Linked DNA regions of Homo sapiens: region 1 is linked to region 2. A link is an interaction called in ENCODE POLR2A ChIA-PET data of the cell type or tissue named here. Cell type or tissue: GM12878. All regions are shown on one strand. Links, peaks and the distances in the headings refer to the core of each region. The heading gives the core; the rest is flanking DNA.

Evidence for each region. ChIA-PET counts read pairs that join two places held together with the same protein. Peaks named below come from ENCODE experiments on the same cell type or tissue, not always from the same donor. Only the 100,000 strongest peaks of a DNase experiment are listed, where the experiment ranks them.
Region 1: POLR2A ChIA-PET joins it to region 2 with 6 read pairs; 1 of 35 experiments calls an interaction of 5 or more read pairs at or near these places.

The regions. Positions count from the first base shown.
Region 1 is chr10:103,177,894-103,180,820 of GRCh38, reverse strand. The region is part of intron 2 of NT5C2 (5'-nucleotidase, cytosolic II); the gene reads left to right. Among named protein-coding and RNA genes, the nearest start is that of NT5C2, 14 kb to the left of the region's middle. In GM12878, for the core only: no CTCF peak of the experiment used is centred there; no DNase peak of the experiment used is centred there; H3K27ac peaks cover 130 bases.
Region 2 is chr10:103,982,149-103,985,075 of GRCh38, reverse strand. All of the region lies in intron 1 of SLK (STE20 like kinase), which reads right to left. Among named protein-coding and RNA genes, the nearest start is that of SLK, 16 kb to the right of the region's middle. In GM12878, for the core only: a CTCF peak has its summit at 2,238 (motif pointing left); a DNase peak (open chromatin) is centred at 1,485; H3K27ac peaks cover 842 bases.

The DNA.
Region 1 (2,927 bases), core at 323-2,822, 800 kb after region 2:
TTTTTTATCCATTTACTTGTGGATAACATTTGGGTTGTTTGTAGTTTCTGGCCATTACAAAGCTGCTAAGAACATTTGTGTATAAGTTTTTTTTTTTCTTTTGAGACAGGATCTCTGTCGCCCAGGCTGGAGTGCAGTGGCACGAGACAATCTTGGCTCACTGTAGCCTCAACCTCTTGGGCTCGTGTGATCCTCCCAAGTAGCTGGGACTACAGGCATGTGCTACCATGCCCAACTAATTTTTCAATTTTCGTAAAGACTGCATTTTGCCATGTTGCCCAGGCTGCTCTTGAACTCCTGGGTTCAAGCAATCCACCCATCTTGGCCTCCCAAAGTGTTGGGATTAGAGGTGTGAGCCACTGTGCCCAAGCCTGTGTTCAAGTCTTTATATGGATATGTGCTTTAATTTCTCTTGGACAATTACTTACAATTAGAAAGTCTGGGACATATGATAGATATATGTTTAAGTTTTAAAGAAATGGCAAACTTTTCCAGAGTGCTTGTGCCTTTTTTATTTTCTTTCCAGCAGTGTAGTAGAATTCAGGTTGCTCTACATTCTCAACAACATTTGATACTGTCTTTTTAATTTTAAATATTCAAATAGGCATATTTTGGTATCTTATTGTGTTTTTAATTTGTATTTCCCTAGTGACAAATGATGTTAAACATCACTTCATATGCTTATTTGCCATTTGTATATATTCTTTGATGAAATGTCTATGCATATGTTTTGCCTGTATTTTAATTGGATTATTTAGCTTATTATTGCATTTTGAGAGCTCTTCCTATATTCTGGATACAAGTCCTTTTGTCAGATGTGTGTTTGCAAATATTTTGTCCCAAACCATAGCTTGTCTTTTTCCTCTCAATACTCTAATGGAAGGATAATATATAAATGCAATTTTGTTTTAGTTTTTTAAGTCCTCTGTTAGCCATGAAGAGGGACTTAAATTAAGTATACAAACAAGGTTGCAGAGATAATCTAACCTTCTAAGAGAATAAAATATTCTAAATCTTTTGCATATGCATATAAACCATAATATGCAAAACAGATTAATATGATGTTATATGCCAACCCTGTAGTAGGTTGGTTTATTGTTTGTTTTATTTTTTTGTTTAGAGATTGGGTCTCACTCTGTCACCCAGGCTGAAGTGCAGTGGTGTGATTATAGCTCACTGCAGCCTCAAACTCCTGGGCTCAAAGCGATCCTCCTGTCTCAGCCTCCCAAGTAGCTGGGAGTATAGTTGCAAACCACTGTGTTACTAAATACAAAAAATTAGCCGGGCATGGTGGTGTGCACCTGTAATCCCAGCTACTTGGGTGCAGTTGTTGTTTGTGTATATGCAGTTGCTGTTTGTTTTATTTTGTATATCACTCCTTTACTTTACTCAGGTCTCTGAACAAATATTACCTCCTCAAAGAGGCCTTCCATGGTTTTCCTACCTACAGTATTGTTACTGGAAAGGGGTCCTGATCCAGACCCCAAGAGAGGGTTCTTGGATCTGATGTAATAAAGAATTTAGGGCGAGTCCATAAAGTAAAGTGAAAGCAAGTTTATTAAGGAAGTAGAGGAGGCTGGGCACAGTGGCTCACACCTGTAATCCCAGCACTTTGGAAGGCCAAGGTGGGCAGATCATGAGGTCAGGAGTTTGGCACCAGCCTGACCAACATGGTGAAACTCCGTCTGTACTAAAAATACAAAAATTAGCCGGGCAAGGTGGTGCGTGCCTGTAATCCCAGTTACTCAGGAGGCTGAGGCAGGAGAATCGCTTGAACCTGGGAGGTGGAGGTTGCAGTGAGCCAAGATCGCATCACTGCACTCCAGCCTGGGTGACAGAGCAAGACTCTATCTCAAAAAAAAAAAAGAAAAAAAGAAAAAAGAAAACGTAGAGGAATACAGAGAAAACGTAGAGGAAACAGAGGAATGACCACTCTGTTTACAGAGCAACCCCAAGGGTTGCTTGCTTGTCTTTTTTTTTTTTTTTTGAGACAGTCTTGATCTTGTTGCCCAGGCTGGAGTGTAGTGGTGTGATCTCGGCTCAGCTCATTGCAACCTCCACCTCCCAGGTGAAAGCGATTCTCCTGCGTCAGCCACCTGAGTAGCTGGGATTACAGATGCGTGCCACCATGCCCAGCTAATTTTTTGTATTTAGTAGAGACGGGGTTTCACCATGATGGCCAAGATGGTCTCCATCTCTTGACCTCGTGATCCACCCTCCTTAGCCTCCCAAAGTGCTGGGATTACAGGCATGAGCCACAGGTCTTCCTCTGTCACTGAGGCTGGAGCGCAGTGGCATAATCAGCTCACTGCAAGCTCTGCTTCAACCTCCGCCTCACTGCAACCTCTGCTGGGCTCAAGTGATACTCCTGCCTCAGCCTCCCAAGTAGCTGGGACTACAGATACGGACCACCATGCCCAACTAATTTTTGTATATTTTGTAGAGATGGGTTTTTGCCATGTTGCCCAGGCTTTCAAACTCTTGAGCTCAAGTGATCCACCCACTTTGGCCTCCCAAAGTGATGGGATTATAGGCATGAGCCACTGCGCCTGGTCTGTGTACAAGTTTTATAGTTTTAGATATTACGTTTAGGTCTATGATCCATCTTAAATTTTGTATATGATGAGACGTGTGGATTAAGTTCACTTTTCCACAAAAGGAGAGCCAGTTGCGCCTGCACAGTGGATTATTATTCAGTCATTAGAAAGAATGAAATGTGATATGTGATACTACATGGATGAGCTTTGAAAATACTATGCCAACTGAAAGAAGGCAGACACAAAAGGTCACATGTTGTATGATTCCATTTATATGAAATATCCAGGATAGTTAAATCCAGAGACAGAGTCCAGATTGGTTGTTGCCAGGGGCTGGGTAGAGGGCATAGTGGGAAGAAACTGCTTAATGGATGAGGGGTTTTACTTTAG
Region 2 (2,927 bases), core at 196-2,695:
ATGATGTCTCTCAATACATCTTACTGTACTGTACTCACCTATTTTCAGACTGCAGGTAAATAAAACCATGGAAAGTGAAACCTCGGATAAGGGGGAACTACTGCATAAAAATCTATTAAAAATCTTGGTCAAATCTTGACCAAAAGAGTTGATCTGCTGAAATCCATTCATTCTTCCAACAAATACTTACTGAGTGCCTTCTATATGTTAGGTTACTGTTCTAGATGCTGACAATGTGCAAATATGCAAAATCTCTCTGTGCTGGGGTACTTACAATTTTGGGGAGTGGACAGTCAACAAATAAATCAGTATATTAGCAATTAGTACTGTGGGAAAAAGTAAACTAATAAGAAAGATGAGAAGGCTGAGCGCGGTGGCTCATGCCTGGAATCCCAGCACTTTGGAAGGACGAGGTGGGCAGATCACTTGGGCCCAAGAGTTCGAGACCAGCATGGACAAATGGCGAAATACTGTCTCTACCAAAAAATACAAAAATTAGCACGGTGTGGTGGTGCACGCCTGTAATCCCAGCTACTCAGGAGGCTCAGGCACAAGAATCACTTGAACCCAGGAGGGAGAGGTTGCAGTGAGCCAAGATTGCACCATTGCGCTCCAGCATGGTTGACAGACTGAGACTCTGTCTCAAAAAACATAAAATAAGATGAGGAAATGGGGTATGAGAGCACACAGGCCAGAGTTTACAACTTAAATAGGGTAGTTAAGTTAGGTCTAACCGAGGTGATATTTGAGCATATTAATATCAATAAAATTCAATGATTATTTTAATGTTTTTACCTATATAAATTGGAAATATTAGTATTTTGCAAAGAAATCAGTAAGAAAAATCTCAAATTATTTCAAGTATGTTATCGTATATAGTAATATCCATCGTGCTATTAGAAGAGGCACTGTTCTCTGCACTTTCCATTTAGTAACTTATTTAATCCTTGTATCAGTTAGGGTCCAGACAGGAGGAAAATCACATTGATTATTTTAATAGAGAAATTTAATAAAAACAATGACTAACTCTGTTGCCAACTGAAAAAATAATACAAAGGATCAGGGAGGTAACAACTACAGGCAAAAGCTACCACCCCTAGGACTATGGGAACAAAGGGAAAAGATTGGAATTATTAAAATTCAGAAGCTTGGAGGAAGGGTTCCACAGAGCTGAAACTCAGACGGACCTCTGAGGACAGAGTGCTGCTCAGCTGGTGCTGTTGTCTCTGAAGAGGGGTCCTGTGAGACTGCGACCCAAACTTTTGAGGAACAGGGTACCAGCCAACTGGTGCTGGTGTTATGAAGGGTTATGATGAGGTTAGTTCTGTGAGTGTTGGAAAAACTACAAACTGTATTCAACAGCTGCTACAGAAAGAAACTGCTGATGCTGGAGCAAAAAAAAAAAAAACCTCTACAAGGGTGATGGTCAAAGTAACAAGCAGACAGGAAGTTCACAGGAAACAAGACAAAGGTGTAAGTCATTTCTTCCTCCTTCTCCTTGCAGCCTCCCTCTAGTGCCCTATACTTTTGAAACAGAAATGAGCTGCTAGCAAGGCAGAAATGTGATCTGCAGTCTTTGAACCAGCATCACAAAGCATAGAAGGGCGTATTTGGAACTGAGATTAAGAACTGGCATAATCCTTCAAAACCTATGAGCAACACAGATGGGAGAGCTAAGGTACAGAGTAGAGTAAACGTTTGGGTAATAAATATCCAAAGTTCCAAAAAGCTATTAAGTGAAGAGAGAGGAAACCGCACTGAAGGAAGCATATACTTTTAGACTGTTCATACTGTTATCTGTTTTAAATTACATGCAAATTATGGTGATCTTTTCAGTCCTGCTAAGATTTTGGTAGGAACAAGTATCAATATTAAAAAAGAATAAAATCATTCATCATCATTTAGCAAACACACAGAGTTAATTCTCATTATTTGTGGTAGTTATGTTTTATAAAATCACTGCAAGCACTGAATTAGCGACTACTGAAACATTGTTCATAGGGAAAACCATGCACATACACACACCCCTCACATAGATTATTATATTCTTAAATCCTGAAAACAATTCATCCAGGGAGATTCTCCTTTCTTTATTTTACAAAAGAGAAATGAGGTGTATAAGTGTTAAGTGACTTGCGGAAGGCCATCCCAAAAACAGATGTCAGACTTGGGATTCAAACCCTATCCAACTGGCCCCCACAGCCAGACCTTCTTGCACTTCACTACACTGCCCTCTGCTGTCTCCGTCCTCTGGTCATCTCTTCATGAGAGGTGAAATCAAGGCAGTGTCACCTTGTTCAAGTTTAGCTGGGAATGTGCTTGCTAGAGGAGTCAAATTTTTTTGCAGCTTTGCGCATACACACAAATAACCAAGTAAGTGCCGCAAGTATAGATTTTAGGACTACAAGTAAACTTTAACAAGTAGGCAAATTCACAAATACAAAATCTGCAAATAATGAGGATCGACTGTACATATTCTTTCTGTAATTTCTGTAAAATATTACAGAAATTCCAAGGATTATGTCATTTCCTGAAATCTGCAAAAGAGAAAGAAATATACTTTATATTCTCCTTATATTTTCTTCACATTCCCAAACTCTATTTTATTTATATTGTTCTGGTTAGGTATTCAAAATTTAGTCACTGGTCAGTCAAAATATAGCAACAAAATGGTGTCAGTAATAAGTTAAATTTGGCTAAGTCTGCAGTTTCCAAAATGTTTTACCAATTCTCAGATCACACAGTTTTCCTGCTTATTGCAAGGACTTATTGACTCTGAGCAGCATGAATATGCAGAAACAAACACAACTGTGTAATAAAGAAGCTGAGGAAATGTGCATAGATTGCATAGTTGGAAAAGATGAAAAACAGAACACAAAAAGACAATTTCAAAAATATATTTTAAAATAAGACAAAAAATGTACCAC